Linked DNA regions of Mus musculus: regions 1 and 3 are each linked to region 2. The links are chromatin loops, found by intact Hi-C in ENCODE. Cell type or tissue: heart. All regions are shown on one strand. Links, peaks and the distances in the headings refer to the core of each region. The heading gives the core; the rest is flanking DNA.

Region 1 (8,004 bases), core at 1,980-6,979, 320 kb before region 2:
AAAAGCAGAACCGGTCGACAAAAGTAGAAGTTAATAATGGCTAAGAATAATAACCCATGAAAACGAACACACCCATTTAAGCAAACTCCTGCTTGGCTGTGACTTTCAGAACACAACAGAATCTGGTGCTAGCCGTCTAGAAAAATAAAAGGGAAGTGATCTCTTGGGGGACTCACACACAAATGAGTGCAGGCAGGTCAGTCAAGGCTCTCCCACTTCACCCTTCCAAGAGTCGGTGTCATTTAACGGTGTCCATTTCTTATTTCTGACTTACCTTCTCGCCTTTCCTTAAGTCCCAGATAAAAACGTGTTCACAGGCGGGTACTGCCACATAGCGTCCTTTCTCACCACGGAGTGTCACAAAAACAATGTTACCTTTTTGGCTGCCAATCAAGCCAAAGACAGCACTAGCCACATAGCGCAGATACTGTTTAGTAAGCCCCATGCTGGGCTGTCTGATGACACCGGGAAGGCAATCTGTGTAAATAAACAAAATTCAGTTTTTGCAATACAATGACTCTGCACAGCTAACAAACAGGAACCTTTTTTTTTTACATGATCAAAAGCATGTAACTTGGCACAGATGGTAAAGTACCTGCTGTAGTACCCGCACCCACACATAAGGCCAGGCACAGAAAAATGCAGGTCTATGACCCCAGCACAGGGAAGGCAGAGAGAGAGATTCCTGGGATTCGAAGAGACCCTGTGTGTAGATCAGAGGAAGCCCAGAGTGAATGGGTCCTGCTGACATGAATGTAGCCATGTCAAGGACTTCAATGCCCCAGACCAATAGGAGAGGCATCATGGTCCTTTGGTTCAAGTGGGATGTTTACAGTGTTCCAGAAAATGTTCACCATAGCCTTCTTCCCTCCCACCACACCACCATGTGTACTGACTGAAGACTGCTCCCCACAGACTGTCCCTATTGCAATTAGATATTATCTCTATACAATCACCCTGTCTCCTTGTTCAGTTGTAAGCAATAATCCCCTCTTCATTTTCAACTGTATATAATAAGCTCGCAGAGCTTATGGGGCTGCTGCAGTTCCTCTATCCAAAAGCTCAGACCAACCGATCTCAGCTTTTATGCATGTGTGTTCATGTGTCTGCCTTTTCTACCCAGTTTTCTCTTCCCTGCACTTTCATCTCCAGTTTGTCTTCAACGAGCTGCTGCACTGGTTTTCTATCTAGCACTTCCACGTCCACGATTTTCGCTTCAAGTCATAGTAACACGCTTGTTTATCGTTTTCACATGCACTGTACCTACCCGAGGGCTTTAAAGCTTATTTCTCAAATAACTTCGCTTGTTTTCCTTCCTGCGACCTGGTCACTCTCAAACTATCCCCCGCACCTAAGTTTCTATTGCACATCATCCCCGAAATAATCCAAGGAAATCGGGCAGTTCCAGCAGCCTCGCACTCCGGCCCGGGGGCAGCGCGCGGCCTCTGGGTTCTGCGATGCAGACGGCCGCGGCAAAGGGCTTCTCCCCGGCCTCCCTAGTGCCCTTAGCGCGGAGTCCCTCGCCGCGTCGGCTCACCGTGAACACCACTGTGCGGGGAACCGCGCCCCGCGATCCCTAAAGAGCCAGCAACACTCACCTCACTCTCCACGAGGCTCCAGCAGACAGCGCTGCCTACGAGACCCGCCACTTCCGGTCCGATTGGAAGTTTCTTCCGCCCGGCGTTTCCCTTACCTTCTAGGCGGAAGTGACGGCAGAGCGCTGTGATTGGGTGGCGTGGCGGAGAGGAAGCGGGTACCTTCGCTGTCAGATCGCTGTCGCCAGTCACCCTGGCCTCTGGAGACCGGTTCGCTTCAGCCTCCGCCTCTGGCAAGCAAAGTGTACGGATGTCATCCGCCTGAATTCTGCCACGGATCTGAGTGAGCTGCGGGCCGCCGCCCGGATGGGCCCGCCCGAGCGCTGTGAGAGAAGGGCGAAGCCGGGAAGGGAGGGCGACACAGTCGGGTGCGGCGGCTGGGAGGGATTGGGCTGGCGGGTCCTCCCGGGCTTTGGGCTTCGCACTCAGGGTAGGTTGGGTCGCCAAGCTCTGGGGACGCAGGTCCCCGGGATTTGCTGGGACGCGGTGCTGCGAGCAGCCCTGCGGGTGGCGGCTCTAGCAGAGTCCAGCCCGTCCTATAAATCGGGTTCCCTGTGGTCAGACGCTGAGCCCAGGATGCTGAGTTGTAAAAAGACCCCGCAGTCCCTGGAGTGACATTGACCTGGCTTTGTGTTTCCGCTTTCAGGTCACTTGAGAGGGAAGTGACCCTGGGCTTACTGGTCCTTAATTGTAGACTGAGACTGAGCCACTCTGTTAACGAGGAAATTAGCTTTTCTTCTCTTGCCCCCTTTTATCCTTGGGCTGGTCTAGAAGTTTTAGAAACGAGGTCTGATGTCTGTAGCTGTCTATATAACTGTACGTATAACTATACAAAAGAATTGATCCCTGCCATGGTTTACTGAACCTCTGTAGCCAACCTAGAAATTAGACATGTAGACAATTGTAGCTGACAGGTAGACTTGTCTTCCTTATTTTTTTTTTTTTTTTTTTTTTTTTTTTTGAGACAGGGTTTCTCTGTGTAGCTCTGGCTGTCCTGGAACTCACTTTGTAGACCAGGCTGGCCTCGAACTCAGAAATCCGCCTGCCTCTGCCTCCCAAGTGCTGGGATTAAAGGCGTGCGCCACCACGCCCGGCCTTTCCTTTTTAATTTTAGCTACTATTTACTGGGTAAGATTTTCTTAGTGATTTAAAACATGTCCAGCTCATCCTCTGTGTTTAAGAAAATTGTTTTGAAAGAAGAATCATTTGTAGTGGGTTGGATGAAAAGAAGGCAAGAAATCGTGATGATAAATTTATTCCAGGCTGGGGAGGAACATTTGGATAGATGTGTATGGACCCTACCTCCTGTAGATGCTGTGCATTTCCTTGTTAGAGATGGGAGATGTGTGCTTTGGTGGGGAAACAGTTTAGAAGATTTCAGGCCTGCCCAACCTTTAGACATTGCCAATTGATGTTGTCATCTTTGGTCGTGGGATCAAAGCCAGGTTTTGTCCACAACTTTAATACCAGCACTGGAAAGCCAGCCTGGTATGATATAGAGTGCTGCATCTAGCATCCCTATCACCACCCCTCCTTAGACAGAGTCTCACAAAGGCCCTGTTCTGGAGCTCTCTGAAGACCATGTTGTCCTTGAGCTCACAAAGATCCACCTGCCTCTGCCTACAGCATGCAGGAATTAAAGGCGTGTACTGGCCCGCCAGGCTAAACTAGCACACCTTAATCTTACATATTTTCTTATCCAGTACTTTAAGATACATTTTCTTATCTAGTACTTGAAGAACAACATTATTATTTTAAGTTTCAAATTGCACTCTGTATGAAGACTTGCAACTGAAGCATGCTCTGGTGTGTTTAATATGTAGGTGACACTGCTAATTCACCGGAAAACATGTGTTTTGTATGTTTTTTTGAATGATGATTTACAGTTTACCTGGGACCATTGATGAAGGTTAGAGGTCTGTTTTATTATAATGTATTTATTTGCTGATATAGGTGAGCACGGACATGTTTTCATCTGAGCAGCTTCCATTTGCATAAAGTAACTCTTGTAAATATAATTGATTTGGCATCAGGATGAATATGGTGGGTGCTTTCACCCTTATATATCCTGGGCATTTAAATATTGAAATACAGAGCCATAAAGAATAATAAACCTGTTATTTGCCAAAAGCAACAAACAAGCTGCTTAATTATTAGAGGTCAGATTCATGGTCCAACTCTATGTGTTTCCCAGACTTAGCTCACCTGTGTAAACATTTGACAGTCATCTTCTCCTCTTAGTTGGTTCTCACTCTCCCCCCCCCCCGCCCTTTTTTTAAGTGGCACCATTCATTTTGTTTTATTTTGTTGAGATAAGATAATTCTGGCTGTCCTAGAACTAGGACAGCTGGGCCTCAAATTCACTGAGCTCAACCTGCCTTAGCCTCCCAGAGCTGGAATTTAAGGCCTGTGCCACCACACCCAACTTGATACCATTCTTTTTTACCTGTTTGGAAACTCAGGTTTTGAGACAGTGATCCCAAGTGCTCTGCCTGATGCTGCCGGACCTGGAGGAGTAAAAATCTGGTCTCTGCAGGCAATTCAATTTTTCAAATAACTCACAATTTGTATGTTTTTAAAAGCTAATGGTGGCAGGATGCAGGGGGAAATAAGCTACAAAGAACTCTTTGAATCATAAAGAATAGTAGCTTCTCTTTGTTTGGGGGGGGGGGTCCTTTCTCTTAAACTAACATAGAAAATATTTAGCCTAATTCATAGATCTGATTTAGTCTGGAAACCAACAACTTTTTGATACAAAACTGTGCCTCAGGAGACTGTGAGTTTTACTAAACTATAGTGCTTGTTTGCAAGCTTGTTCAAAGTTCAACACTGGTCAATTGATTTCCAGTGGGAAGGGCTTTTTGGTTTCATGTTGCTTAATTTCTGGCTAAGGTTATAAATCACTGTAGTCATGTCTGCTCCCCTTCCCCCCCACACACACAGTTCCCATCATGCCCACCACCCTGCTTGTTTTCAGTCTATCCCTAGAATTCTTAATCTAAGTCTGGAAATCCTTTCAGATATATGCATCATCTCTTACAGGCTATATTTCTTACCACACATTCTGTGGAGTGAGACAGTGTTTAGGTTTCTGCCACCTTTGGGTTCGCTGCTCCGCTTTTGCACAAGCATGGCCATGAGTTTATGTTGGGAGCAGGCAGGAGTTAAATCTCTTTTTAATGAGAAAAATCAGTTTCTCTTTGGAGGTGCGGATGGAGCTGCCAAAGAATTCAACCTTGATTAACTTTCAGGAAGCTTTCCAGGAAAGGCCTTACCTTTTGCCCCACAGTCAGCTTTGAGCATTAGTTATCGTTCATTTAGCACTCACACTGACGTCTTCAGTAGCTGGAGAGAGGCAACGAGCTGTACTGACTGGAGATGATTGGGTGTATAGGAGACCTACTGAAGTCCATACACATCAAGGACAGTAATGGGACTTCTCGGAGAAAGTGATCAACTTAGGTTTCTGTTGACCTTGAAATCAGAGCTGTGATCGTCGTTGAGGGGGGAAAGTTTTAAGAGGATACAGCTCTGCAACAAACACTCAAAGTGAGGTGGAGCCTAGAGTAGCGTTACACTCAGGTGGGAGGAGGACTGAGCTCCCAGGTAAGAAGCTAGATGCTTTGCCGTGCACCTGTGATCTCAGCTTTGGAAGGAGGACACAAGAGATGGAATCTTTGAGGGTTTTGGTGGAATCACCGAGCTCCAGGCTCAGTGAGAGACTGTCTCAATAGGTTGAACAAGCAATTAAGGAAGATACCTGCTGTTGACTTTAACCTCCATTCACATGCTTACACACACCCATGCAAGCACATACCGCACCCTCTCACACAAAGTGACATGGTGAGCCAGGCCCATGGCACTAGCCTGATGTTCCGAGGTTCCAGCTGCTCGGGAGGCTGAGGCAGGAGAATCTGGTTTCAAGGCCTATGTGAGTTAGAGTGAACAAGGTAAGGCGGGGCAATTTAGGGCTGGAGATATAGCACATGATAATGTTTGCCCAGCATGCCTGAGGCCCAGATTCAACCCCAGTACAAAACAAACAAACACAAAACAACAACAACAACAAACTGGGGAGATGTTTCTATGGTCTGAAGAAGAAATGAGGGAGGAAAGATTTTCCAAAAATGTTCAGGGAGAATTGATGTTATTCTTGTGACGGGCAGCTAGCAAAGTGCTTGAGTTAAGACCTTTTGGCTGGCTTAAGCATGCAGAATATACCCCGAGATAACTCAGAAGTTGGAAAAGAGTATTCTATAAAGATGGATTTGGAACTAGAGAGAAGTTAGTGGTTTGAGCAGTAATATTGATGGTGGGTCCAGCTAACGTAGGAACACGCACACTCATTTTGGCACAAAATGGCTGCTTGTGTGATTTCCTTCCCCTAGTGACACAGGAGCAGATGTTGGGTTATTTAGGGATTAACCAGACATGACAAGGGAAGTCATGACATCAAGATCTGTAGGACTGTAACTTAGTTGAGCACTCAGCATTCAGCACTCAGCATTCAGCACTCAGCATTCAGCACTCAGCACTCAGCATTCAGCACTCAGCATTCAGCTTGCATGGTGATTTGACAGCGAGTGTGGAGCCTTTGCTGCACATGGAAATAGAACTTCATCTCAGCCGTGGTCACACTGGCCCTGAGGAAATCTCAAAAGGTAATTCATTGTGCCTTGCTTTACGGCAGGTGCTCTGCTGTGTAGTTTTGGCACAGATTATTGCATTCATCTTCATGATAAGCCTGTGAGTTAATTACCTCTGCTTTAGCTATAAATACTAGCTTTGCCTCAAGGATCACAGCTCGAAGATGTTGACTCAGGGATCCGCACTTGGACCTGGACACAGAGTCTCATGACTTGCATTATGCCACACTCCACTTTTTCACTGTGTGTAGACATAGGTTCAAAGTTATGCACACAATGTGATTTTACCTCTGTCACAGAGAAAAGAAGAACTACAGCAAGGTGGAGATTCTTTTTGTCTTGACCATTTAACTTTTTGTTGATCTTTCACATATTCCAGAGGCAGGTGTTAGTGTCAGGAATAGAATTTAGCTTAAAGAAGCAATTATTCATTTATTTACTGCCATCAGGTGATATGGTGAGCCAGGCCCCGGACACTAACCTGATGTTCCAGGCACTCAGGAGGCTGCGGCAGGAGAATCTGATTTCAAGGCCTAAATGAGTTAGAATGAGCAGAGTAAGGGCTGGCAACTTAGTTCAGTTTTGCCTGGAGCAAATCTGAGTATTTTTACACATGTGGCTTGTGTTTGTCTCCAGGTTCAAAGGGACTGAACTAAGTACAACATCTAGAAAACTAATCTTAAAGCAGGATTATTTAGTATAAACATAAGCACTAATACAAATTATCTTAGCATACTCTATAAGATCTTTTTTTTAGCTGCTAGCTGAATGACCATACTTCCCATCTAACAGTAGGTTTGCATATTCTGATAGATCTGTGCTTCCAGTTAGTATCTGGTCTCTCTCCGAGAAACGTGGATAAATTAGTTTGGGAAGGGCAAGTTTGTTCTCCCTGAGTATGACAACAAACATTAGCCTCAGGTCAAAAAGCTTTTTAAAAATTAGCTCCCAGATTGACTTTCTGTCCTTCATCTGCCTGCTCATTTCCTGAACCCACGAGGTCTTGATCATTTGGTAGCATTCTGCTCTAGCTGATCTTTCTGGCTGAAGCACCCATGAATGCGCCCTTCCTTCTGTTGGCCTTCCACTGCTGTCTTTGCTGAGCTTCCTTCCTGGCTTAGCCGCCTCCTCACCTACGCTCTTGTCTTAGTGTGCATTTTGCTGTAGGACTCAGCCCTAGGATCTCTTTCTCACTGTTTGCACTTGTCCCGCAGACAGTCTTGTCTAGTTCCCGTAGTTTTCAACACTGCACTTGCTGAGACTTCTAGATCTATGCTGAACCTCTGCTCTGAGCTCTAGCCTCAAGCATCCATTTGTTAGTTTGACAGTAAACTCAGGGCTATGTAATAAACATTTTGAACTCAGCACATTCAAAAGGACAGACATATGGAATGGGAACCCTTGCTTTTCCTTCACCCTACAGCTTACTCCAATACCTCTTCTCTATAAGTAGCATCACTAGCCAACTCAGTTGCTCAAGGGAAGTAATCTAGGCATTGTCTCACTTGTGTGGATCCTCTGTATTCCTATGACAAATTCTTTGGATTTATCTGTCAGTTATAGTCCCAGATGTGACATTTCTCGTGGCCACCCATCTCTCCTATGATCATCTTGTATCTTCTACTGCAACTCTTACCCTTCTTGCTTTCCCTAACTAGAGTCTTCGTTTCAAGCAGTGTATTTGGCTTCCTCATATTTAGAGGAAGAGCTGAGGATTTTAGCATGGTTTTACAACTGCATCATCTGGCCTCGCTCAGCACCAA
Region 2 (8,004 bases), core at 1,886-6,885:
AAAAAAGTCAAAACGAAAGAGTCAGCAGAGCAAGCAGCTGAGTGAACACAGGGGAGAGAGAGAGAGAGCAAGCTGGGGCTGGGAGGACAGGGAGGGCTGAGGTGCTCAGGGGTGGGGCTAGAAGCCGGCCAGCCTTAGGAGTTTCAGCTGTTGGTCAATGCAGGCACCTTTCCTCTGCTCCAAGCCTACACTACAGAGGTTTCACTGAAAAGATCAAGACATCATCCAGCCTTTTAAACCAGGCGCTCCTGACACAGAAAGCAAGCTCCATCTAGTCCCTTGATCCAGCAGGACAGCCACTTCAAGCATGCTTCCGCCTGCGCAAAGAACAGCAGGCAGCACCCAGCAGAGAGAGTGTGCATTCACATGACAGACGCATGTCTGCACACAAGGCCATGCATGCACTTTCTAGGCAGGGGTGAGGACTTTGCAGTGACCACAAACCCACACTTTTCTGGGGTCCACGTGCAAGGACAACTGAGAGAAAAACAAGTTCTTCAAGTATATCAGAAAGTCAGGCCAGCTGAGCTCACCTCTAAAGCTCTTCCACAGGCAGGCCTTTCGCCTATCATTCCCTTGGCCTGCCTGGCTGGCACCTGGCACATACCACCTAGGAAGCACCTTCTGACCCAACCTCCATTATCCAAGAAAAAGGGACCACAGTGCAAAATGCTCTGAAACCACAAAACACCCTTACACAGAGCTGCTTCGTGTCAGTAATTACTTCTTCATAGGAAGGGCTTTTTTCCCCCTGTTGTTTCAAAACGCTCTGCAAACACTTCAAGAACAAGCTCCCAGGGCCCAGCTGTACAGAATATTAATTTGAAACACTTCAGAAGACTCCCATTACAAAGCTGAGTTATGTAAAGATGTTGTCTATAAACCTTTTGAACTCTAAGCCAAAACTCCCTTTCAATGAACGCATCCAGTCAAAAGGTTACAAAGCGGGAGAAACCTCAGGTTCAAGAAATTAGAAGGTCAGCTTTTCTCAAGTAGCTTTAAACTCACAAGCACGTCGTCAAATATGGAAAAGCTGGTGCCATCATAATACGATTTCAACAGCTACAGTCAAAACAGTGGGATGGTAGAAGGCATCTCCCCTATTCGCCGGTTACCTCAATAATGAGAAAAAACCAACAGACTAGTTTTAAACCAAGAAACACCTCAGATTCTGACTCACTCCCTATTAATCTCCAAACATTCAGAGAGAGATAGAAGAGAGAGGAGAGAGTGTCCAGGAGGCCAGGAAAGAGATAAGAACCCCCTAGCCATCATCTTAACTCTTAGCCCATCTCTGCTTCTACAGCTTTTCTTAATAATATAGGCTGTCCTTCTTCCATGGCTGATTCTACGACAGCATAGCATAGAAGAGAGATAGAGACAGGGTACTACTTAGTAGATGAAGCTGGGAAGGGAGGGCAGGAGGGAGGGAGGGAGAAAGGAAACATTCAATGCAGCTTTCCAGTTTTGTTGCAGCTGAGCCTAACTAATAGTACAACAGGGCTCAACAGTCCCCTTTTAAATTGCTTTCATTGCTGAGTGGTTCCTGGACTTTCCCATGGGCAATGCAAAGCAAGTATAATCTGCCTGCCCTTGGACACTGGGGGATGCATCCCCACTGGGGTTGGTGATGGAGGGCAGAGGCTGGAAGTCCTGCAGAAAGCTTGGTAGCTATACTTGCAGCAGAGCTGGAAAAGCTGGAGAGCGAGCCCTTGGCACTCCACTCACACTCAGACCAACAGGCCAGGAGCCAAGTCCTCCCTTCTGAGTTCACAAACTTAATCTCTAGATACAAGGTAGGTATTATGGGAGAAACTCAGACTAAAGAGTGTGACTGTTTGTTCTAGGTGCACACACTAAAGTTACTCATAAAACTTCGGGACCTTTCTTTTAGTAACAGTCTAGAGATCGCTCAACAACCCCCACAATTTTAACTATAGTAAGCAACATCCTGTGCAGATCCTGGGACAATTATTCCACACATCGAACTCTCCATCTAAAAGCTTCTTAAACCAAAGTGTCTCTTCAGAGAGAAGGTTTCAGCTGTCCGATCCGGATACTAAGATACTAAGCCCTCCATCCCCACAAACAAGGCCAGCAGAGGACAGGACCACTGGTGGTCCAGCTGTAGCAGCTGGGAGAGAAAAGTGGCTCTTCGTTACTCCTCACCCCACACCCTTCGACTGCGGGGTAAGATGTGGAAAAACAATCACACCTCTGGTGACTTCCAGCAAGATAGAATTCTTGGTAAGCCTTCCTACCACCCTCTTGGCTGCCTGGCTAGCTTTCTGGCTCCCTCGCTGCCTTGCCAAGCAAATTACAGTGGAAGTTGTTGTAGCCAGCAATGGCCACCGTCACCCTCCTTCCCAGAGTAGCGGGGCAGCTGGGGACCTAATTTAGGAGGATTTGACCATCTTAACTTTATTTCCAGAACACCAAACTCGTCATAATTCAAACTATTACATACACAGCTATTCTTAAAAAATCAGTAAGTCTATTAAATCTTTCGTTGTAAGCACTTTATCCTCAATTGAGGGAGGGGCTTAAGACTTGGGTCCGGGCTCTGAACGGTTTCTCCACATTAAAGGTTGAGAGGAGAGAAAAGAGGCCTAGACCACCTAGGGATGACAATCGATGCTGGTGGAAGTTTTGCGTTCTTGAAAAACCAACTAGGCATTTCCTCACCAGCCCTCCAGGACTTTGCGGTCTCCTGCCCTCCAGCCTGCCCGCGCTAGGTGTAAAGGCTACCAGCTGGTACTGCAGGTTCCTCAACTTCTTCCTATGGAGAAGGCTCTCACCCTCCTCGCAAACTGCGCTAAAGAAGTTCCCTGACCCGGACGATCCGGGAGCCGCGCCTCTAAGCCACCGACAGCACCGCTATCAGAGTCAACGGACTGACTACATGGCTTTCAGCCTACGCAGTAAGCGACTTTCGATCCCCAAAGGGGAGGAACCAGGTTTCACAGCCGCTGAATTCTCGAGAAGTTTCCGAGAGACGCGCAGCTTCGATCATTTGGCCGCGCTGGGTGTCCACAGTCCCAAAGGGAGAAGGATCTCAGCCGCCATCCCGGGCACCGAGCCCAGGAAACTGCCCTCCCCTCGCCGGCCAGGCTTTAGCCCCGACCGCTGCGTCTTCATCTGCGCCGCCAAAACCGCGGGGTTCAAAATCGCCCGGGTTCCGGGCTCGGTGTGCGCGCCACAGGGGCGCAGCTCAGAGCCGGAGCACCGACTAGGTGCAGGGAAAGAGCCCCCTACACTCCGGCTGCCGGGGCAGCAGGAACTCGCCCAAGTTTGCCAAAGCCCGGCCACGGTCTCCGAAAAGTTTGCCTCCTTCACAGAGGAAAGTTTGCGTGAGGGACGCGGGAGCCAGGCGGGTCCTGACACCTGCTGGCATCTCTCCTCCATCCCCGGGGCATGCCACCAGGCTCTGCCGGGACTGACCCTAAGCGGGAAAGCGCGGCCCCCCCCGCCCCCCCCGCCCCGGAGGACCGCAGCAGCATCCTCCCACCTGCGGAGGAGGGGAGTGTGGACTCACCTGGGCGTTGGAAGAGGAGGTGACTGAGGCAGGTGGTTGGCGTGGGCAGCCCCCAGCAGGAGCGGAGCGGAGACTGCGGCCCCTAGACAGCTGCGGCGAGTGAGCGGTCCGGCCGCCGCCCCCTCCGATCTTAACCGGCCTGACCACTCCCCCGCGCCTCCCCGCCCCTGCCCCCGCCCCGCGGCCGGCCTCCCGGGGGAGCCAGGGCGGGGCGCGCCGGCCGGGGCCCCGCGGGATCCTTGCGCCCCGCGCTGACGGCGGGGGGCCGGACGAACGCCGCCCTCTGATTGGCTCCTCGGGTCAATGGTTGCCGAGAGACGAGTAAACCTCGGGCGGCGCAAAGGGGCGGGGTGACCAAGAGGCAGCGTTGCGCAGGCGCAATAGAGAGGTGCTTTGTGGGCGGCGAACTAACTTTGGGGTTGAGGGCACAATTTTCCTCTGTCCTCTCCGCTCCACTCTGCCGTCTTCTTTAGCTTTCCCTTGCCTAGACTGTCCTTCCCTCTACCCCGCTTGCTCCCTGGCGGGCGCGTCTTCTTTCAAACTTTTAGGCGCTCCTCGCCCCAGTGCTCTCTGGTTTCCGGGAGCCGGGAGTGGAAGCCCACGCCTGCCTCGCGCGGTGTTTGTGAAGTCGGAAAACTCTTAGGTGGGCCCTGGAAAAATCTTTCTGATTCCTCGAACAAATTGGCTGGAGGTGAGGTCGTGGTCCTGGGGGGAAGGAAGCAGCTGTGGCCGCGCGGACCACCTGTGTGCAATTGGCGATCCCGGGAAGCTATCGCCAAAGCCTTAAGCACAGCAGCTCAGCTCTCCAGAGAGCAGCGCTGGTCTTTGCTGCTTGTTACTGCTCGCAGGTGTGGGACACACACACACACACACACACACACACACACACACACACACACACACACTCACTCACTCACTCACTCACACACACATAGTTGATGGCTCACACACACACACACACACACACTCACTCACTCACTCACTCACTCACACACACATAGTTGATGGCTCCGCTGTGGAACTCTCCTTCACCACTTAATTACCCGGAAGGCCTTGCAAGAAGCTATTGTGGTTTGGTCTTTATTTTAAGACAATGCCTCCTGAACCCCAGACAGGCCTCTAAGTAGCCTTGGCTCACCTTTAACTGATCCACCTCTGTGCACCTCCCAACTGCTGGGATTATAGGCGTGGTCTACCACGCCCAGCTTTACTGACCGTCTTGACCTATCCTCCAAAAACACTATTTCCCATCTGTATTATGGGAGGAAGGACGAGATAACCGTGAGATCAATATTATGGAAATAGCTATTAATCATGCACTGCTTGCTAAAAAGTTCATGCCAGGTACTAAATAAATCAGAAAGCAGTCGTTAATAAACACTTGTTGAGTTTCGTTTGACCCTCTCCTGGGTACTGGGGCCTAGATGGCTTCCCGAATCGGTGCTCTCTTCTGCCCTCTCCACCTCTGTGGAGCGTGAGTATCCGTATCCAGCAGTGTCTGCTAGGCTATGAAGAGTTCTCACACATGCACATGCTTTCTCTGGTAGGGGAGGCGAATTCCCAAAACTAAAACAGTGTAAGACATCAGTATGAGAACTTACATGTTCTTGAACACAAATTCAGGATATATGGCCAGCTTTTTTGTTGATAATGTGAGCCCTTTCTGATCTCACAGTGTCTTTTATTGTGTACAAAATGATGGGTGTGTGTACTCACAGAGCTGTCACCCAGAACATTTCCAGCTTAGCCATGGCCCCTGTCACTCAATAGATTGCAGGGTTACCAATATTAAGAACTCAGTCTTCATATGTCAATTGTTCTGGTATTTGAACTATTCATGGGGAAACAGAGGGTGAACATTTTTCTCTCCGTGAGATTTCTCTGTGGTGTTGTATGTAACCGTGGCTCATTCTTCACCACTGCATATTCATTAAATAACCAACACTTTATGCCCTCAGCTTACCGTCTGATAGGCACTTCATTTGCTTCAGGTTTTGGACAGTCCGTTGTGAAGTTGCTGTCAACATTCTTCCATATGTCTGCTATACAGCATTCATTTGTGCCAAGCACACGCTTGGAGACTGGAAATTCTGGTTCACAGAGTATACACACAATGTTAACCTTTAAATATATTTCCAATTATCTGGGTTATAAAAATAACAACCAAAGAGAAAACAACAAGCTTAAACCATAAAACAGACAAAAATAGATCTATCCGTAAAGCAGAATGGGTAGTCTGTTTAATGCTTCAGCCAGCACTGTAAAGATCCTGATGACCCCACGCATTTACCATTTGGTAACATGGTATTTAAAATGTCTTTAGTTACACTTTATTATTGGAGGGGGGTGTGTGCATGCCACAGTGGCTGTGTCGAGGGCATTGAACAACTCTTGGGAGCTCCAGCTCTCCACCATGTGGGGTCTGGGGGTGGAACTGAGTTCATCCTCAGGCTTAGCCACAAGCTGCTTTACCCTCTGAGCCATCTCCTTAGCCTAAGTGCTTTCTTTGTAAATTTACAACAGGGATGTATATTTCACTATAATTAGGCATTCATTTCTCTGGTGACCAATGCTGTTGAGCAACTTTTCAGATGTCTATCACCCATTAAGATGTTCTTTGAGAAGTATCTATTTGTGTCTTTTGCCTGTTTGAACTGTATTCAGTTCTTCACATATTCCAGATATAATGCCTTATATCTATTCCAAATCCCTTCTCTCAACCTGTATCAGACTAAAAGAGTTTCATAATTTTCAATCAGCCCGATGTACCAGTCTTATCTCTAATGCTTAGTGTTTTGCACCCTGTTTAAGGAATCTCTGCCTAGCCCAAAGCCACAAAGATGATTGCCTCTGCGCTCTTCTAAGAATTGGGTTTCAAGCCTTGAGGAAATAGCTGCCCTTCTGCAAGGCTCCAATCTCAATAACATTTAAGCAAATTATTACCTTGGCCTTTGACTTGGATCTGGTCAGCGGAGGTCATTGATAGTAGTAGATGTTTTAGTTAGCATGCACATTAGTGGTTTTCACCATGATGTTTCAGACGTACATGTTTGCCATATGCTTTGTTCTGCCCCCTCTCAGGTCTCTCCCAGGCCCCCTCCTGGCTGGCTGGCTCTTCTCTTCCCTGTTAGCCCCTTCTGCTCTCTTACCACAAGTAACTTCTAAACCTAAAGTTTGATCTGCCCTTTGCTTAGGTGACATTTTGTTCAACTTCCTGAACAAATTAGGCAATTCTGTGATGGGGAGACGAGGAGGGCAGGATCCAGAAATGAAAGTGGTTCTAGTCCCACAGTGTGTGCTTTCCCTCTGGCTACTCCCACCCCCAACCCCTACCCCCACCCTTGCTCAACTTTTTTAGAATCTGTGTTTCTTTCTTCTTATTTTTAAATACACCGTGTTCTTTCTACCTTATAAACCATGGCACCTTGAAGTTGGCAGGAGGCTCAGGAGGTTGCCAGGTCCTGCCCACTGGACATGGAACCAGATATTTAAACTGTCCATGCAAGACTCTTGGGTGCCTCCTTGCCAGATTCCAGCCTCTACTGGCATATAGCCAATCAAAATGCTCCAAGAACCTACCTTCCTCTCTTTCTTTCTTTCTTTCTTTCTTTCTTTCTTTCTTTCTTCCTTCCTTCCTTCCTTCCTTCCTTCCTTCCTTCCTTCCTTTCTTTTTTCATTCAGAATAATCTACTGGTTTGTGCCTAGAGAAACCAAGGGTGGGAAAACAGGTAAAACAGTCTTCAAAATGCAAGAGTGCCTTCTTTTAGAATAACCCTAGACATTTCATGACTCAGTAAAATTATTTTCAGTACTCCAGCAAATCAAAGGAATGCCACCATTACTGTCCTTATTGGGTAGGAAAGACTTTTTGATTATATTATCTCAGAGTGAGTTGTCATAATATTTATTCAAATATCTTCCAAGTATCTTCCTTAACATGATTAGTGTCAGCATTATTAATATGCTTAAAGTGGGTACGGGACCTCAATAAGAACATAGAACAATGGATATCCCTCCACACTAAGCAAATTTATGCTGTCTACATACAGATTAAAAAAATAAAGGAATAGCAAGGTGATTATAATATACTTCCGTACAGATGCTTTGTCTGTACCTCAGTGAGTCAGGGGCAAGGAGGATTATGGTATACCTTCCGCTGACCTTCATTTCCTCTCTGGTTGGTTCAGGCCAATATGCATTTTGTTTGTTTGTTTTGGGTTTGGGTTGTTGTTGTTTTGTTGTTGTTATTCTTCGGCATTGCAAGAAGATAGTTAACTTTGGAGTAAAAAGGTTCAGCTTTTATTTGTAAGGAAGCTGTGGTGGTTTGAATGACAATGATCCCATTGGTTTAGGGAGTGGCACTATTTGGAGGTGTGGCCTTGTTGGAGGAAGTGCGTCACTGAGGGTGGGCTTTGGGCTGTTTCAAATACTCAAGCCAGGCCCAGCGTCTCTTCATCCCTGCTGCATGC
Region 3 (8,004 bases), core at 1,980-6,979, 430 kb after region 2:
TCCAGCGAGTCTCTACCAACGAAAAGTTGACAATCCTCCCCACACAACACCACCAACTAGGACTGAGTGGTCAGACAATGAAGCTATGGGAGACACTCCATTCAAGCCACACTGGTCTTCTCCAGAACCTTAGCTAAAAAGAAGAGGAAAGGGCGGCTGAGGAGCACAGACAGAAGGTGAAACTGAAGTGTGAGTGTGAGAAAGATTCATAGTTAGGAGGGGATGAGGCACAAGTTGGGATGGGATTGGACATTTAGACTAGAGGTGTCAGGAGCAATCAAGGCGGAAAGGGATAGTGACTGATGGGGACAGATATGACGGTGGTGAAAGGGTAAGTCCACCAGAGCCTTTCTATCTGCTGGACGGATCACACAGCATCAGAGCCAGCCTTCCTGACCTCCCGATAGAGCATCCTCCCTTCCTGGCTCTCCTGCCCTCAGTACTGTTCCTGCCTTGGGCATTAGGAGTGGGCTGAAATCTTTAGCTACTGTATGGACCTGGCCACTTCCAGAAGTTCTGCTCTTCTGCCCCTGTGGCTTTTGTACTTCCCTGTGACTATTTGATGTCTGGAGTCCCCAGTAGGAGAAGCGATGCGTAATCATGGAGCAAGAAATGAATCAGCTCTGACAAAGGAATACAGTTAGTACATCTTAGCCATATGGTCTCAACCCATATCGTGTATCCACAAAATTCGTGGTTGAACATGGTCTTGTTAAGTTTTCTCATTATTTGAGATAACCAGTTTCTGCCTCCCTATTAACATGTCTTTATCAAATGCCTACTATGCAGGCACTGGGTTGGTTGCCAATGGTTTACTTTTTCTTCTTCTTCTTCTTCTTCTTCTTCTTCTTCTTCTTCTTCTTCTTCTTCTTCTTCTTCTTCTTCTTCTTCTTCTTCTTCTTCTTCTTCTTCTTCTTCTTGTTTTCGAGACAGGGTTTCTCTGTGTAGCCCTGTAGGCTGTCCTGGAACTCACTTTGTAGACCAGGCTGGCCTCAAACTCAGAAATCTGCCTGCCTCTGCCTCCCGAGTGCTGGGATTACAGGCGTGCGCCACCACGCCCAGCTGGTTTCCTTTATCTTAACAGAGAGACAGAAAACATATATTTGTATGCCATATCTACACACAATATACACAATCTATACATAAGTCTATATAAATATGTACACAAACATAATAAAACAATACTATAAGGTAGACAAATATCGCAACATAAATAATATAGGCAGAAGATTGATTTCCTTTAGTGTTTTTTTTTTTTTTGAGGGGTGCTCAGTATCAAATCATATCACTGTGCTAAATCTCCAAACTCACAAGGAAGCCATTAGAATACAAGCTGGAGCTTAGAAACAACAGCAAGATTCTGGGGAGGTAACAGAAAGGTCTCCTGCCACAGAAAGAAGGAGAAGTTTTAAAAATAAAGGCAGGACAAACTGACAAAGAGCAAGAAAGGTGCTTGTCAAACTTCAGGGATTACCTAAAAGTCCGGGTTTATATGTCTGTAAGGGAAACGTTTTAGAATGAAGGCTTAATGTGGTTTTACAATTAACCTGGAAGATCAAATTAGCTATTTCACAAAAGGAAGTCAACCATAATCCAGAGACTATTGTGGTACTTGAGAGAGTGATAAGGTCTTGTACCATCTTAAAATTTCTATGCACTAAGGTGTTGGCAATGCGGATGGAAAGAAACTGATGCCTGCCTGGATGTGGAAAACAAGAAAGGAAGCCAAGAAGATGATAAGATCTCAGGTTGGGAGAGTGAGCTTCCCCTTGGGAGAGTGAAACCAGAAGACTAAGAGCACAGAATGCAATGAAGAGAGAAGCCTCGAGTCACTGAAGATGGGGTTAGGCGAAGGCAACGTCCTGGAGCAGAGCTATAACAGACATTTATGACAAAAGCTCTGGGGAGGGGTTAGTCAGAACTGGAAATATAAATTGGGGACTCAGCTCTTTAAGAGGAAATACAGTGGGGGCCAACAAAGGAGCCACGAAACCACCCTGGGACACAGCAAGGGCAAACACTAACGTGGCTGAGTACTGAGAAAAGTCCAGGAATGTTGTCACTCATTCTCTACACACCAAAGAGAAAGAACAAAACATCGGTGATGAGACTAGCACAAAGTTTAAGAACCACAGTGGTGAGAGCCACCAGCGCTAATTAAGTTGAGGGGAACTGGATCAAGGGAGGGTGAGTTTTCTTTCAGGACTTCATCACAGTCCTCGGGAGAAAGAATGTGTAAAGGACTCACTGAAAAGTGTTAGCAAAATAAGGAGAGGCAGAAGAGGTTGGGAGAAAACCAGCAATCAATGGCGTGAGAAAGGAGAGAAGATGCATAGACTTTTAAGTAGAACGGAAAGATGTTCTCCAGATAGCCCCATCTTCTCTCTCCATGGAAGGCAGGTAGGGATTTGATGTGCAAGAAGCTGAGAAAGGGAAGGACAGAGGGGACTGGGCAGAATCTTAGGCATGACATCTTAAGACTGTTGTTCCCATCCCAGATGCTAGCTTGGGTTGACCACTCGACCCCTCCCAGGCAGCTCTATTATAAGCTGTTGGGAGATTAAATGAGATAATGCATATAAATTATACAGCACTCCTCCAACAGAGAAGTCAGAATACACCCTATGGGAAATATAATATATGGCATGAATAAGAGATAAGACAAAGCATGGCTAAGCACAGAGGAGGGCAGGTTCAGAGCAACACTATATAGCAAAGCCAAGTCCACACCGCTTTTGGAATTTGCTTCAGCATACTGCGGTGAAGCGAGGGGACTCGGCCAGGGCAGCGCAGGAGAGAAAGGCTGGAGAAGTCTGGGTAAGGACCACTTTCACTTTTAAGACCTTTGCCGACTCCTTACACTGGGAGGTCATGTGACTGTTATGTAAAAATGGCTTTTGAGCCATTCATTAGCAGATAACGTTTTTACTTATGCTAAAGTTAGAACCAGCTCTCGAGACCCTCACAATAAAGACCAAATCAGACCTGTGTGTGTGTGTGTGTGTGTGTGTGTGTGTGTGTGTGTGTGTGTGTGGTGTCTGTGTTCACACGTGTACCACAGACAGAACCCAGAGTCTCAACATACTAAGCAAATACTGGATCAGTGAGCTACATCTCTACTTTAACATATTTTACGAAGAGTCAGATAATTCTTTTTTTTTCTTTTAATTTCATCTTTTCATAGTTTGGGGCTCTTTCCACCGAAGGCCCATACTTCGTAAAAGCATAGGCTTCGACAGCTATGCCTATACTATGACATCTCTAATAAAGAGGTCCCTGAAACAGTGATGCATGGGTTGAAATCATATATGGAAGACTGTAAAGGAAAACAGTGAGATAGACAGAGGCTTACGCATCTGAAGAATGGGAACAGATAGCAACTACGGAGCCATGCTATTACAATTTTTGGATTCAGAGATCAGTCAGTGCCTTAGACCCCATGTGTAGGAAACAGTCTCCAAATGAATGAATCTGAGACTCTTGGCAAATTCTTTAAGGCGTCAAAGAAATAATTATGCTCAGGGACCAGGTGTGCCCAACTTTTTAACTAGTCGGACCTACAAGGGACTTGTCCCAGTGACATCCTCCACTGCCCCATTGTGACCAACCAGGAGCTCCCCTTGATTGTAAAAACAAATGCCAAACTTGCTCTGTAGGCCACCCCCCGCAACCCTGACAACTTCTGTTACTGTAGAATTCTGGTGAGGTGTGTCTCTCCGGTCTTGGTCTTGAATGATTCAAAGCAGCTTCCACCCGGGAAACTCAGTGGAGCTCCGCGGAGCAGCAGTTCTAAACTTTTCAGTTAAGTTTAGTTCTGGAACCAGACACGGAGGTACCCTTGCCCTGGAAAATGCCAGAAGCTAGCCAGCTGAGAGGGTTCTGGTTCCGAGCACGCTGTACGTAAGAGATTCCAGGGCAGAAAAAATACTTGGAAAACCCAGAAAGGAAACTGACCCGGTGGCCGCTGATTCGCTATAGCCTCTGCAACCGAGAGCCTGCCTACAACTTCCAGAATGCTTCGGGCTACACCTCGGCCGACTGACAGTACCACGCACCAATGGGAGAACCCTATCTGAGTTTGGGGTGGAGCCTCAGCGCAGGCTTTTCAACGATCCAGAGGCCTCTCCGGCGGCAGGAGCTCACATTCGTGACGCCAACCACATTACGCCGCTCACTCCCAGACTCCTCCTCCCGGTTCTGCACGAGGCCCTCCCTTGCTCCCTCTCCTTTCGCCGCGCGAGTGGCCGGCGAGGATGTGGACCTTGCTGAACTTATTGGATGACAGTGATGTCACTCTGGAGGACGACATGGCTCCGAACTGCGAGGCCCGCCCCTTTCGGACGGTGATTGGATTCTTCGGAGAATCCTGGTCTGGGATTGGTGTGAGGCGGGGCGACGGCTCTAGGGCCTCCTAGGCAAACCAGAGAGGCGGCTGCCCCTGGCCCCTCACTCTGGGAGAGCCCGAGGACCCACTACCTCATCGCCCGGAGGGCGCGCTTGTGGCGTGGTGGGGGCGGGAGGGAGGGTGACCTTGGAGGACAAGAAATGCTGGGGTCAGGGTGGTGGTGGCAGAATTAGCTGGGGACTAGCTCTAGAAGCGCTTGCGAGGAGGACGATGTGGGTGATCCAGGAGGGTGTGGCTGTGACTGGTGTGGGATGCAGTGGAAAGGAAGGGCCAAACCACAAATCCGGAGATCTGTGGATGGTTCCTCAGAGGCGTTCTCTTTCTGGTTGTCCTTTTACTTGGCAACACGAGAGTCCTCATGGTCAGTGTTCAAGATCTTGGAACTCTGTCTTTGAGTAAATCTAACCTGCATTAGAGGACTGCGCAGGGCCTTTTGTGATACTGGGTACATACGTGGGGAAGATGTCAGAAATCAGGAAGCCGCTTCTGGGTTTCGTGCACAAACTCCAAGATGCGAACGCGTCTGGAAGCTCAGGCAAGACTCATTGTCCTACATGTCTGAGGCTTTTCAAAGTCCCCAGGCTCTTGCCTTGCTTGCACACAGTGTGCACCACGTGTCTGGAAAAGCTGGATCCATTCTCAGTAGTGGACATCCGTGGGGGTGACTCAGATACAAGCTCTGAGGGGTCAGTATTCCAGGACCCCGAGTTATGTAGCCTGCAGCCACAGATCGGCATCCTCTGTCCGGTATGTGATGCTCAAGTGGACCTGCCCTTGGGTGGAGTGAAGGCTTTAACGGTAGACCACCTGGCCATGAATGATGTGCTGCTGGAGAACCTGCGTGGGGAAGGCCAGGGCCTGGTGTGTGACCTGTGCAGCGACAGAGAAGTAGAGAAGAGGTGTCAGACCTGCAAAGCCAATCTCTGCCACTTCTGCTGCCAGGCTCATAGGTAAAGAGGGAGTACCCCGTTTATTGTGGCGTAAGAGTAGAGTGCAAAGAAAGCAAGACACAGATCCCTTTGGTGAGCAGGTCAAAAAGAAGGCTTTCGCAGACACTGTCAAAGTGCAAAGAACACTGTGCAAACAGATCGCAAGCTCTAGAACGGAGGTTAGCACCGCTGACCTGATAGCTGTAGTAACAAAAGCAGGGCAGGTTTCGGTTTATAGAGCACCTTGAGTTTTCTTCTATCACCAATTGTTTAATCTATTGAAAACGGACCGTGTGCTGGAGAGAGGATTACTGTGCTAGCATACACCCTGCGCTTGATCTCATCTGATCATTGTAACTCTTACCGAAAGGTGGGTGCTACTTCACCCCTCTTTAGTAAATGAGGAGATGGAAGCCCAGCAGTGGTTTGTGTTTCGCCCAAGTCCCACAGCTGGTAATCATGTAACTGAACCGAATCCTCAGTTCAGACCTAGTTCCTTCTTCTTTGCTCTTTTTACTAAACAGGTCACCTCAGTGTAGGTGTCCATTGACTGTGCCTTAACTCAGACCTCTGACCTGGACAGCAGGCTGGTAATTGGGGTGTTTTGCCTTTTATCACAGTCACGGAATAGCTTGTTAGATGCTAGTCTTTGTCCCATTTTCTCTTCCATCCCACTCTAGTGCATCAGAATACAAAACTAAACAAGGTTTTGGGTTAATCTAGAACTGGCTTTTTTTTCTCTCTCTCTCTCTCTGAGTTCTGGCCTCCCCTTGTTTTCTGGCCTTACCAACAGAACAGTTGTCTTAGCTCTCTATTTGTAACTTTGTGATTATCCCTATGACTGTCTTGTTGCCAGCTCAACAGCTGACCGTTTTCTCTGCATCTGCACTAGTAGCAGAACAGGCATACACACTTCAGGTTGATGGGATGTTGCCAGGGAACTCTGTGAGCAGTCCCTGCCTTTCCCTAGAGATTTCCCTGAGTCCCTTAGAAATCTATAGGAAGGAGGGATCCAAGAGAACTTAGTACCTATTGATTTCGCTTTCTACTAATGCGGATGACTCTTAAGGAGAATTCTGGCCTGCCAGTGGATGCGATGTAGTCACTGGCCAAGGGAACTGCTTTACAAAAATGTTAATTAAACATGAGAGTTTGCAGGAGCCAGCTGGCTGCTTTCGTTGCTATATAGATCCATCTGGCTTGGTTTACCACTTGGTGTTAGCCTTCCACCCTGCTTTAGGAAGTGGGCTGTGACTCTTGTCTAAACTTACCAGATTACCTCGAGTGAAAAGTCTCTCAGAATATAGTCTCAGCACTGCACCTTTGAAGATGTATCCCATGCCAAATTCAAGTATTTATGTATTGTGTCCTAAATAACAACACTCAGATAGGCATGTGCTTCACCGTGTAGAGAAATAATGAAGCAAAAAGGATCCTGTAGTTTTTTTTTTTTAATACATTCTGAGGAGTGTGACTCAAATCTAACCCCTAGAACCTCTTTGCCAAACTGTCCCCCTCTAGAGTTGTTTCCTCACTTCCTGTCCCCAACTGCTTCTTTCCAGGCGACAGAAGAAGACGACATATCACACCATGGTGGACCTAAAAGACCTGAAAGGCTACAGCCAGGTTGGAAAGCCCATCCTATGTCCTTCTCACCCTGCAGAGGAGCTGAGGCTGTTCTGTGAACTCTGTGACCGGCCGGTGTGTCGGGACTGTGTAGTTGGGGAGCACCGAGAGCACCCCTATGACTTCACCAGCAATGTCATCCACAAGCATGGAGATTCTGTGCGGGAGCTGCTTCGAGACACCCAGCCCCATGTGGAAGCCCTGGAAGATGCCCTGGCACAGATTAAAAGTGTGAACAACGCCCTCCAAGAGCGAGTGGAGGCAGTGGCAGCTGACGTCCGGACATTCTCTGAGGGCTACATCAAAGCCATCGAGGAACACCGGGACAAGCTGCTGCAGCAGCTGGATGACATACGGATCCAGAGGGAAACCGCTTTACAGCTGCAGAAAGCGCAGCTGGAACAGCTGCTGGCAGATATGCGGACTGGAGTGGAGTTCACCGAGCATCTGCTGACCAGCGGCTCGGACTTAGAGATTCTCATCACCAAGGGAGTGGTTGTAGAGCGGCTCAGGAAGCTGAATAAAGTTGAATACAGTGCCCGCCCAGGAGTGAACCATAAGATCTGCTTCTCCCCCCAGGAGAAGGCAGGCCAGTGCCAAGGCTATGAAGTGTATGGGGCCATTAACACGCAGGAAGTTGATCCAGCTCAGTGTGTCCTTCAGGGAGAAGGTAGGGAAGCATTTCTCAATGGTATTGAGAGAGCAGTGCCCAGGGACCTGACATTTAAAGAGTTGTGTCGTGCTGTCCTGGGGGTATAGTGCCATTGGCAGAATGCTTGCCTAGCTTGCACAGAGTCTGGGTCTGGTTGCTGGCACCACATAAAACTGAGCCTGGCCACATATGCTTTTAATCCTAGTACTCACAGGTGGGTCAGAAGTTGGAGGACCTCTTCGGATGCATAGCAAGTTTGATGGCAGGCTGGGCTATATGAGACCGTGTGTCAAAAAGAGAAACTAAATGAGGCTTGTTCGGCAAGGTATACTGGTTTAAAAGGCAGTGGCTCCCTGCCTTGCCCCTTTCTTTCTCATGGTCTGGGCAGGCTG

What was found. Hi-C counts contacts between places; a loop is a spot of excess contacts. Peaks named below come from ENCODE experiments on the same cell type or tissue, not always from the same donor. Only the 100,000 strongest peaks of a DNase experiment are listed, where the experiment ranks them.
Region 1: a loop joins it to region 2, with 8 times the contacts of the local background. A loop is called at or near these places in 4 of 42 quality-filtered maps.
Region 3: it touches region 2 in a loop (2.6-fold over the local background); 3 of 42 quality-filtered maps call a loop at or near these places.

The regions. Positions count from the first base shown.
Region 1 is chr3:100,160,746-100,168,749 of GRCm38, forward strand. Gdap2 (ganglioside-induced differentiation-associated-protein 2) reads left to right here and starts at 1,718. Exons shown (of 14, transcript NM_010269.3): 1 at 1,718-1,920. Wdr3 (WD repeat domain 3) reads right to left here and starts at 1,662. Exons shown (of 27, transcript NM_175552.5): 1 at 1,599-1,662; 2 at 275-477. The coding sequence starts at 445. In heart, for the core only: no CTCF peak of the experiment used is centred there; no DNase peak of the experiment used is centred there; H3K4me3 peaks cover 568 bases; H3K27ac peaks cover 446 bases.
Region 2 is chr3:100,485,559-100,493,562 of GRCm38, forward strand. Tent5c (terminal nucleotidyltransferase 5C) reads right to left here and starts at 3,634. Exons shown (of 2, transcript NM_001142952.1): 1 at 3,536-3,634. In heart, for the core only: no CTCF peak of the experiment used is centred there; DNase peaks (open chromatin) are centred at 3,093 and 3,853; H3K4me3 peaks cover 3,129 bases; H3K27ac peaks cover 2,311 bases; H3K27me3 peaks cover 441 bases.
Region 3 is chr3:100,918,045-100,926,048 of GRCm38, forward strand. It overlaps Trim45 (tripartite motif-containing 45), which reads left to right and starts at 4,449. Exons shown (of 6, transcript NM_194343.2): 1 at 4,449-5,355; 2 at 6,897-7,630. The coding sequence starts at 4,868. In heart, for the core only: no CTCF peak of the experiment used is centred there; DNase peaks (open chromatin) are centred at 4,307, 5,167 and 6,207; H3K4me3 peaks cover 2,172 bases; H3K27ac peaks cover 2,298 bases.